Regions from separate parts of the Homo sapiens genome. Here all the other regions are linked to region 3. The links are chromatin contacts, found by Hi-C or POLR2A ChIA-PET in ENCODE. All regions are on one chromosome and are shown on one strand. The core of a region is the stretch at or near the end of the contact, and the rest is flanking DNA. Distances in the headings are between cores, read along the strand shown.

What was found. Hi-C counts contacts between places; a loop is a spot of excess contacts on that map. ChIA-PET counts read pairs that join two places held with the same protein, here RNA polymerase II (POLR2A). Pooled maps may share reads with other maps.
Region 1: a loop to region 3 is called in a map of endothelial cell of umbilical vein, with 2.5 times the contacts of the local background. The contact joins two enhancer-like sites. A Hi-C loop is called at or near these places in 1 of 168 maps with a recorded cell type or tissue (endothelial cell of umbilical vein), 1 of 37 single-sample maps with no recorded cell type and 1 of 50 pooled maps. POLR2A ChIA-PET finds 5 or more read pairs at or near these places in 2 of 52 experiments (activated T-cell and activated naive CD4-positive, alpha-beta T cell).
Region 2: a loop to region 3 is called in a map of IMR-90, with 16 times the contacts of the local background. The contact joins two enhancer-like sites. A Hi-C loop is called at or near these places in 4 of 168 maps with a recorded cell type or tissue (GM12878, IMR-90, adrenal gland and 1 more), 9 of 37 single-sample maps with no recorded cell type and 6 of 50 pooled maps. POLR2A ChIA-PET finds 5 or more read pairs at or near these places in 2 of 52 experiments (GM12878 and HepG2).

Annotation. Positions count from the first base shown.
Region 1 is chr12:93,200,564-93,204,026 of GRCh38, reverse strand. All of the region lies in intron 3 of LOC643339 (a long non-coding RNA gene), which reads left to right. Among named protein-coding and RNA genes, the nearest start is that of LINC02412, 28 kb to the right of the region's middle. Within about 2 kb of position 1,818, at least 3 of the 41 ENCODE cell types and tissues checked have a DNase peak (open chromatin) inside an H3K27ac peak, as active enhancers do.
Region 2 is chr12:93,242,457-93,245,958 of GRCh38, reverse strand. All of the region lies in intron 2 of LOC643339 (a long non-coding RNA gene), which reads left to right. Among named protein-coding and RNA genes, the nearest start is that of LINC02412, 70 kb to the right of the region's middle. RefSeq lists an enhancer at 1,998-2,257. Within about 2 kb of position 2,123, at least 14 of the 41 ENCODE cell types and tissues checked have a DNase peak (open chromatin) inside an H3K27ac peak, as active enhancers do.
Region 3 is chr12:93,027,447-93,031,321 of GRCh38, reverse strand. All of the region lies in intron 3 of LOC643339 (a long non-coding RNA gene), which reads left to right. Among named protein-coding and RNA genes, the nearest start is that of LINC02413, 39 kb to the right of the region's middle. Within about 2 kb of position 1,976, at least 3 of the 41 ENCODE cell types and tissues checked have a DNase peak (open chromatin) inside an H3K27ac peak, as active enhancers do.

The DNA of each region.
Region 1 (3,463 bases), core at 569-3,068, 170 kb before region 3:
CTCACACTGTACATCCAAATCCTAGCACATTTCAGTACAATGGATTTTCATGAAATAAATGAATTTATAGTGCCTTTCTTACAGAAATGGCACTTGTTGCTTTTGGGGGTGGGCTACTGGAAGGAGGTGCGATGATCTTCTAATTTTCTTTGGTTGTTAAATATAATCTTTTCTTTTGGGAAAGAGAGCAGAGCTGAGGTTGGAGAAGTGGTATGGGGCACATTTCTTTAGTAAAACTTCTTTATCTCCTTCCATGCTTGGCTTCCTCATTCTTTGTTCAAAGACTGTTACTGTTACTTGGGGAATGAGCTTATTTATTTTTTCTCAATATTGTGCACTATGAATCAACATTCCTGTCATTATCTGTTATCTGAAGTTCAGAGAAAACCCCCAACCCCCAGCATCCCCTATTAAAAACAAAACAAAATGAGTTTTGATATTTGGATTGTTCTCTTTGAATGAATAATACCCAACCTTTCGTTTCCTCCAAGAATGGCTCTTATTTGACAATGACTATTTTAAAGCATGAATTTCCTGAAATGGAATGACCCAAAGGCCATGGCAATACACATGCTTTACATACTTGAATTATAAAAAAAAAATCTGGCTCTTATTTCAAGGGTTTAATGCTGTTTTGACAATGCATTTATATCTTCCACTGAAACGTTTTTGTAAAAACGGGTTCATGCATAATCAGGATCTGAAGCTTTATTGCCAGTGTCACTAATATTTATTGTAGATTTTGGAGCAGAAAGAATTACCTTGTATTAGGATTGTTTGTTTGCAATTCCAGACTTCTCAACAGCTTACGATTAAAGAAAACACTTTTTAAAAGGATGGTGCTGATAAAAGTTTCTTTTTCTTTATTAAATAAAGCAATTCACTAGAAGTAAAGTATAGCATGAAGAGGAAAGTGGACAATTTATTAAAAGAAATCAGCAGGTGTCAAGAATTGCTTGGTTATAACTCACAGAAAACCATTCCATCTATGTTAAGCAAAACAGGAATTTTAACGGGAGATTATGGAAGCCCAGTACGTACTACAAAAGATGTCTGAAACCAGGAACTGAAAAGTCAGGGCCTGAGCCCACCCACCCTCCTCCCTTCCTCATGCCCTTCCCTGCTTCCTTCCTTCCTTCCTTCCTTCCTTCCTTCCTTCCTCCCTCCCTCCTCCCTTCCTCCCTTCCTTCCTTCCTTCCTTCCTACCTTCCTTGCTTCCTTCCTTCCCTCCTTCTTCCTTCCTTCCACAGATACCTATCAAGCATCTCCTATGAGCCAAGTACTGTAGATACAGTAAAGAACTAATCAGAGAGACCTCCTGTCAAAGAGCTTATATCCTCATAGAAGGAGATAGGTGATAAGCTAGTCAAAGTCAAATAAAAATAAGTTTCTTATAAGTAGAGTGATCATAAAATTTGTTTCCTACTTCTTTTTCTGCGACAGGGTCTTGCTCTGTCACCAGGCTGGAGTTCATTGGTGTGATCTCAGCTCACTGCAGCCTCAAACTCCCTGGCTCAAGGGATCCTCCCACTCAGCCTCCCAAGTAGCTGGGACTACAAGCATGTGCCACCATACCCAGCTAATTTTTGTATTTTTTGTACAGACGAGGTTTCACCATGTTGCCCAGGATGGTCTTGAACTCCTGGGCTCAAGCAATCCTCCTACCCTGGCCCTCCAAAGTGCTGGGATTACAGGCATGAGCCACCGTGTCCAGCCTTGTTGCCTACTTTTGAGAGTGAATGAGGTGCTATTAATAGTCATGCTTGACAATAAGAGTAAACCTGTCCAGGACACACTGGAAATGTCATGGGCAAAAGACTATGGCGAGAATTAGAGTAGAGTCATGTGGCGAGGGCTGGGTGGCTACTTGACACAGGTGATAAGAGATGTCCTTATATAAGCTGAGACCTGAGTGACAAGAAGGAGCCAAGCATAGGAAGATGACAGGAATGAGCCTCCTAGGTAGAGAGAACGACTAGAATAAGGGCTCCCAGGGAAGAACGAAGGTGGCTGGTGTGCACGGACAGGGAGAGCCTGGCTGGAAATGAGACCAGAGGCATAGGCAGGAGCCATGTGAAAGCAGTCTTAAGAAGGAGTTTGGCTTTGTTCAGAGCATGATGGGAAGCCACGGGAAGGTTTTCACAAAGAAATGACATGTTCTGCTTTACTTTTTGAAAAGACCATTCTGGGCCAGGTGCAGTGGCTCATGTCTGTAATCCCAGCACTTTTGGAGGCTGAAGCAGGTGGGTAGCTTGAGGCCAGGAGTTCGAGACCAGACAGGGCAACATGGTGAAACCCTGTCTCTACAAAAAATACAAAAATTAGCTGGGTGTGGTGGCACATGCCTGTAGTCCCAGGTACTCGGGAGGCTGAAGAGGGAGGATTGCTTGAGCCCAGGAGGTCGAGGCTGGGGTGAGCCATGATTGTGCCACTGCACTCAGCCTGGACAATAGAATGAGACCCTGTCAAAAAACAAACAAACAAACAAACAAAAAAAAACAAAAAAAACACTTTGTGTTTTTTTAATTGGAATTTTTATTGATTTTTTCCTTAGATGTGGTTATTTTTAAAGTTCCTATCTTTAAGAGACGCAAACATATGCAAAATCAGATCATTTATAGACCAAATGGTGTAATATCTGAGATTTACCTCAAAATTAGAGATAGAGGTGAATGACATTGGCCATGATTGGATGCTTGTTAATGGTGGGTAGTGGGGGTTTTGATTTACTGTTCTTTTTACTTCTATATATGCTTGAAATTTTTAAATAATGAGATGTTGCAAAAAAAAAAAAAAAAGAAAGTATCTCTGGTTGCAACTGTGTGGAGACTGTGTTTTAGAGGGACAAAGAGCAGGCAGACCAGTTAAGAAAAGCAGAATCTATCTGAGATATGGTGATGGGCAGGGTTAGGTTGGTTGTAGTATAGACAGGAGAAGTGGATGGATTTGGGATACATTTTGTAGCTGGAGCCAACAAGACCTACTGATAGATGAGTGGGGTGAGGATGCAAGAGGGGTCTATAGTAACCCTTCACTTTTTAGGTTGGCAACTAGCTGGATTAAGATGTTACTGACCAAGATAGGGAAGATATAGGAAGAGCAAGTTGGGGAATAGAGGAAGAAAAGTTCTCTTTTGGCCACGTTCAGCTTCACATACCTATTAGACATTCATGAGGAAATGTGAAGTTGGCAAGTCTGGCGTTGTGCACAGAGGACTGGGGTGTCATAGACACCTGTCATGAGCTACTCCAGGTGCTCTCAGGCTCACGTGCCTCAGGGGCCTTGCAGATTTGTTCTGCCTCTGTGGCTGGCTCTGTGTTGCTCCCACTGACCTTTTGTGGGTGTCACTTTCCATCTCGGGGATTTCTTATTGATGACAGAAACGTGCTCAATGCCTCTGTAGAAGTGACTGAGAAGTGAGGAGGAGTTAACACCCTGTGGAGTAAACTTTTGACCATTGGGG
Region 2 (3,502 bases), core at 874-3,373, 210 kb before region 3:
AGTTCAACTAAAATCAGATTGAGAAATTTAAAAGTGTATATTCTATTTATATAACAAATTATGATACTCTCTTATTAGCCTGGAAGAGCAATTTGAAATTTTCAGACAATTTCATTCACTTGCTCTCTGTAAGCCCCAGGAGGATGTGGGTTTTTTCAGATGAGAAGGTATGGAGGATTAGGGGTTTACAGAGCTTCTCGAAAGTCACAGGGCTAGGTTGGGGGCAGGTGTGCTGACAATAGTGCAGCTGCAACTAGGCCTGCCCCCAACAGAGAGTCCCTCTGTGATCCTGCAGGGCCTCGCCAGCACAGGGGCGGGCACCAACTAGACTCCGATGAGTGCGAATTCACTGATAACAGTTAACAGTATTGAATGCCCCAGCTGTGCAGGTTGGGAATTACCTGTATTTTCCCACTTAATCCTTAAGATAATCCACCAGGTTTTTTTCGTTTGTTTGTTTTGTTTTTGAGACAGAGTCTTGCTCTGTTGCCCAGGCAGGAGTGCAGTGGCACGATCTCGGCTCACTGCAACCTCTGCCTCCCGGGTTCAAGTGATTCTCCTGCCTCAGCCTCCTGAGTAGATGGAACTGCAGGCATGTGCCACCACACCCAGCTAATTTTTGTATTTTTAGTAGAGATGGGTTTTCGCCATGTTGGCCAGGCTGGCCTTGAACTCCTGACCTCAAATGACCTGCCCACCTTAGCCTCCCAAAGTGCTGGGATTACAGGCGTGAGCACCACGCCCGGCCGCTACCAGGTTTTGGAGAGGTCATAAACTGAGGAGTGTTCTGCCTGATTCTAACATCTACACACTCACCCATTACATACATACATTCCATTTTGATAAATCAAGTCAGGCTTGCTAATCTTAATTTGGTGCCCTTTCCAGTAGTAATTAGTTTTACTGTGGGCCAATAAAAACCAAGATTCCATATCAAGCACAGAACAATTCAACCAACAGATCCCTAGAAACCTATCAAGAAGGAAGAAAAAGAGATTAAGGAGATTTGGGCAGATCCTTCATAGCTCTCCTTGCAACTTTAATCAACATACAGCATGTTCTCGCAGGGGGAGGTCCCCACCCTCAGCATTGAAAGTGAAATAACACACTCTGTGTTGCTGATCCTGGATTGAAACGTATGACCTACAGAAACTCAATGAGCTTGAATTAATGTTTGTTAAAGAAGAAATATGGTTTTTAAAAGTAGTATCCTTTTGATCCCTGACTGCAAAATACTCAGCTTGGCGCTAACTTAGCTTCTTCCCCTATATACCGTGTCTCTCTCTCTCTCTTTCCCCATGTTGTAGCTATTAAGCACAAATTGAGGACCATGTGATCCTTCATCCTGAGTCAAAAGCCTTTCAAGCTCCCACCCTGAGCCATCCAAGATTCCTTAACTTTCTTTCAGCCTCTATAAAAATCAATTATTGTTCTGTTTTATATACGTACACTGAACCTCTCAACAACAGCTTGATTCAGCAGAACGCTCTGGTCTTAAACTTTTCAGTGAAGCAGTGAGTGGTGAAAGCTTTAGTGTAGCTACTGAACTGATCCTGACAGCAATAAAGGAGAAAAAAAAAGTTTGCTTCCGGAATTGTTAAGAAATGTTTTGCATTGCACAATATCTGAACCAGGAGGGCAGCTCATCAGCTGAACATATTGCCACAGAAGTGCTTCCTCCTGAAGTGGGAGGGGTTGAAAGACAAGAAGGGTCACAGGTAGGAGCTGACAAAGCTGGCAGGCAAAAGCAGCAGAACATTGAACAGAAAGGCACTGAGAATCTCTGGATCTGAAAAGTGATCAGCAGGGTAAAGGATGGCCAAGGACAGAATCCAGTCTTCCTCTTGACCACAGTGCAGCTGTTCTTTTTCTGCTCCATGAATTTGCTAAGGGGGGAAAAAGCAACCCCTGGCCTGTCTACTGTCAAGGACAGTGAAATATGCTGGGTCATGACCAAGTTGTTTCTTAGCTTCCCAGAGCTTCTAACCACTAGACAGCACTATCTCTAGTCCTTGCCGGTAAAATCAAAATTCAGTGCTCTACAGAAGGCAGCATGGTGTAGAGGAGTGCCTCCCAAACTTTAGTCTGCATGGGAATCACCTGGAGTCCTGTTAAAATAGAGATGACTGGGCCCCATGCCAGACTTTCAGATTTAGTAGATCTGGAGTGGGGCCAAGAATTTGCATTTCTAACAAGTTTCCCAGTTGTTACAGATGTTGCTGGTCTGGGAACTATGCTCTGAGAGCCTGTGGTCTAGAGGAGAAACACGGACTTGGGAGTAGACAGACATGGGTTCTGGTACCAGTTCTTCCACTTCCGGTGTGCCTTTGAGAGAGCTGCTTCTTTGAGCTTTGGTTTTCTCATCTGACAGGACAGATAATGGCAGACAATGGTAGTGTGGTTAGATGCATGGACTGTGACTGTGTTCCGATCTGGCTCTGCTACTGTCTATGTGACCTTACACAAATTATTTTCACCTCTTTATCCTTCTATTTGCTCATTTATAGAGTGGGGGTAATAGCAGCATCTACCACGTAGAGTTGCCTTGAGCCTTGAGAGAGTGAGACTATGTAAAGCATTTACAACAGTGCATGGTACATGGGAAACACTAGATAAACATTTGCTATTATGATTTTTTTGCACTTGTTAGAATTACATGGAATAAAGCATGTAAAGTGTCTTATGTGACATCAGACGCATAGAAAGTGTCTAGTAAATGTCAATTTCCTCTCCTTTACCCAAAACAAGCAAGTCAGAGTGCTGACCAAAACAATGTCCTTTAAGTGGAGATCTTAGCAGAAGGGTACAGTCAAGAAAGATAACAGCATGAGGATTTTAGCTGTTAGTGGGGCAGAGTATGTCAGATGCCACCTCTTTGTAAACTGAGGGGTCCATGCCAGCAGGGCCTTCCTTTGAGCAAAGATCAGCAACTTGGACCATTTGGACAACTTCTGCCTGGTGTTCACAGATGTGGGAAAGGTTTAAGGAACTCCTGGCAGTATATTGAAAGACCAGCATTCCCTTTGGGGAGAAGGGCTGGAATTAGCTAAGCATAGCTCAGGGCACACAGGCATCCTCATTTAAAGGCTGGCAGGACTCAGGCTAATTCATTTCCTTCATTTTCCCCTGCCCACAGATCAAGGCAGCCCTAAAATTACCACGGAGCTGATTGCTGAGGGCTAAGACAGCTGTGGTCATTTATCTTCCTTTCTGACCATGTTCTCTGGAAATGGCCTGTGAATAAACGGCAGGATGGAAGGTTAGATAAAACTGTCCATCATCCCTGTTGTATCCAGTGAGAATCTAGGGAGTTACTGTAGGACAAAGCATCTATATACATTTTGCGTAGGCTATATATTAATAACTCCCTCTTGGATATTTTTGATACCCAGTAGTATACCCTAAAGGCCCTGAGAAGTCCCACAGTGAAGAAATGATGCTTTTTATTCTTAACTCATCAGTCTTCAAATTGTTTGACCATGGAAACGTTTTTTCATTTAGA
Region 3 (3,875 bases), core at 727-3,226:
AAAATGCTTAGCATCATTAGTAATTACAGAACTGCAACTTAAAACCACAATGGGAGACCACTACACCCACACTAGAATAGCTAAGGTTAAAAATACTGGCAATAATAAGTGTTGGTGAGGCTATAGAGCAACTAGAAATCTCATACGCTGCTGTTGGCAATGGAAAACAATACAGATGTTTCAAAAAAAGAAGCTTCTTAAAATGTTAAACATACACTTACCGCCCAGTAATTCCACTCTTAGGTATTACCCAAGAGAAATGAGAAAATATGCCCACTGAAAGACATACATGAATGTTCATAACATCATTCCATAATAACACCGAACTGGAAACAATCTGAATGGCCATCAACTGATATATAGATAAAAAGAAAATGGTGATATACAGTTAAATATTAACAACTAAAAGGAATGGAGTTGATGGGGCTACAGGGCACAATACCCCCAAAATATGACTGTAGGAGACCAGAATATACCACCTCAAAATATGCTTTTTTGGCATAAGGATTATTTGAGGTGATTCTTCTGGGAAACAGCAGACACAGGAGAAGCTCTGAAAATGAGAGTAGAGGTTACCCTTTTGTAAGAGAAATGTACATCTATAAAGGAACTCTCCATTTGTAAGATTGTCTCCCTCTCTGTACCAGGAGGAAAGGATGGTAGATCACTAGACACTCTTGCCAATGGAGAAGGCATAGGCTTAAATCTGTACAACAAATCTAAACCTCGTTTATGGGGCTTTTCCTGGCCAGTTCCCCATAACTAGGCATTTCCCACACCCTTCTTTCTTTATTTCAGGGGACATGGTACATGACTGTAGTCTCAAGTGTAAGCAAGCTTTTGAGATCTACTCTGGCGATTTTATTCACTCTTCCCTGAGTATCTTCCACATATGCATAAGGTATACATGTGATTAATCTTCTGTTTGTTTTTCTCTTATTAATCTGTTTTTTGTTACAAGGGTCTGTTCCAATTAAGAACTCATGAAAGGTAGAGGAAAAATTATTTTTCCTCCTCTATAGAGTACTGATGCAACAATGTGGATGAATTTTAAAGGCACCAGGCTAAGTGAAAGAAGCCAAAAACAAAATACCATGTATAGTACTGTATGATTCCATTTACCTGAAATCGTTGTAGGGCTTTCTCCTTAGTTCAGCTAAGAGCCGGGTCATTGTCACACGGCCATGAAATATTAGGCCCACAGACACTTTGAAGGGTGAGAAAAATGGAATTTATTGGGTGAAAAGGAAAAAAAGGGCAAACAGGGACCCTCAGCAGAGTGAGAGTCCTGCTAGTAAAGGCTTCCGCCTCACAGATTGAATCCCGGGTTCCACCCAGGAAGAAGAAAGGCCAGGCTCCTCCCCCTGCAAATGGCACGAACTTCCCAAGGCTCCACCCCAGTGCGCACTCCTCCCGGGGAGCAGGCCGGTTGGAGTCTCTCTGGGGATCCCTTCCCACCTGGCTGTCTCAAAATATTTAATGAAAATCCTAAAAAGACAAAACTAAAGGGACAATAAATAGATTGTTTTTTTCCTGGGGCTGGGGATATGGACAGGAGTTGAATGCAAAGGGGCCTGAGGACAATTTCGGGGTTATGGCAGTGTTCCAAAATGTGATTGTGGTGGTGGTGGCATGACTATTTTCATTTACTAAAATCCATTCACACTTTAAGTTGGTGAAGTTTATTGTATATAAATTATTCTTCAATAAAGCTGTAAACAATGTTAATTCAAAATAAATACACACTTGGAGCTTACAGAAAGTAATTCTACAAAGCAAGACTTTGGCAGTTTCAGAGGACCAAGGAGAAGTTAGGAAGCAATACGGTAGGAAAATTTTTGAGGTTCATCCCAGAGAAACTTCAATTCATAATGGAACCCCAGAAATCCTAAGCCACATAGCACTTGAGTTGGGACACCCTGTCTGGAAACAGGCAGAAATGTCAGGCACAGAAATAGGTTTCCTATCACTCACGTAGAAATCTCGGTCAGAGGCCACAGGCTGTGGCTTCAGTGCTTTATCTGGCTAGATAAATCCTTACGGGTTTCTCCTCATCTGCTCTCTGGAGCCCTGGGGGTGAGAGGGTGGAAGTGTGGAGCAGCCTAGCCTCCCTGGCTGGGTTTGACCCACTGACATGGAAGGAGTTCTTTCAACGGTGGGATTTCTGCAGCCCTCTAGTTGCTCATACTGCTGCTGCTGCTGGAACTTCATGTTTTCCATTTCCAACTTCTATCCAGGACTTTGACATTTCCTGTGGTGCTGGTTTCTCAAGCATCAGCATCCCACACAGTAGAGAGCCAGGTTTACTTCTCTTAGGAGACCCCCTGGGCCTGAGCTTGGCTCTCCTCCCCAGTCCCTTGATTCCAGGCTCTGGTCTCCCAATTTTCTTCCCTTTCAGCATTCAGTTAGCTGCTACCTCTCCTGTGAGGTGTTGGTGAAGAACATGATTTCTCCTTAAAACTCTCCCTATCTGAACAGGCATGTTAGACTCTCACTCATGGCCTCCTTCCACATCCTTAGAATCCTAATGTCACAAATTATTGGACTCCAAAAAGACTTTACAGAGAATCTAGATCTGACATTTCCAGAATATCTTCCTCAGAACTGAAGGGTATGAATAGATGGTCAGTGGAAAATAGATTCCATTATCAAATGCATCTAGAAAATGCCAATCAAACATGTTTCTCCATACTGTGTATTAAACACACTTTGGGTATTTTTTTGCATAAATTTATGGGGTATGAGTGTAATTTTGTGACATGCATAGATCGCATAGTGGTGAAGTCAAGGCTTCTAGGGCATCTATCACCCAAATAACATGTATTATACACATTAAGTAATCTCTCATCATCCACCCCTCTCCCATCCCATCGCCCCTCCAAATCTCCATTGTCTACCTTTCCACACCCTATATCCATGTCGATATTCACACCTTAATAATGAGCGTGATGACAAGGGAGAGGGGTGGTGAAATGTGGGGGATATGATGTACAGTGTTTGGTTAGAGAAACATTTTTTCTTCTTTCAGATTATAGAACAGCAATAGAAATATATGTCAAGTTGAAATATTCTGCCAACTGTATCTGTAACTACATATGTAATTTTCAATGTTTTAGTAGCCGCATTTAAAAAGTAAAAAGAAACACGTAAACCTAACTTTTTATATAAATTTTATTTATTTATAAATAGGCTTCATTTTTTGGTTCTAGGTTCAATTTTCTGCAAAATTGAATAGAAAGTACTGACAGTCCCCATATACCCCTTTCCGCCAACATGCCCAGCCTCCCCTTCTATCCCAAATTTAATAATGTATTTAACCCAATCTACAAAATGATTATTATTCCAACATTAATCAACATAAAAATTATTAGTGAGACACTTTAAATTTTCCTTGTATGTTGTTTTAGTTTTTATATTTTAAAATGTGACCCTGGCCACATTTCAAGTGCTCAATAGCTAAATGTGTCTAGCGACTACCTGTGAGTGCAGGTCTAGAGTGCCAGTTGTTCCAAGGATCGTGCTTTAGGAAATGCTGATCTAGTCACACCCTCTGGTCATACAGATGAAGCTGTAGAGCCCTGAAAGCTTGAAGTGATTTTGCTGAGTTACAGACCCAAGTCACGTCAGAGCTGAGATCAGCACACCAGTTTTCTGATCTGTACAGGTAGTTCTTTCCACTACACCATGATGCAAAAACACATATCTTTTTCTTTGTGGAAGGGAGAATTCCAACTTGCTTCCTTTGCCCCACAGAAGACCCTTCTATTCCTTCTGAATTGAATTGAATTAGAATGGAGCCTAGTTCAACCACAAATCAGGGCTGAGTTTGCAGTAACTGTGCACAGCCTTTCAATCTACCGTGTGCTTCTTGGAAT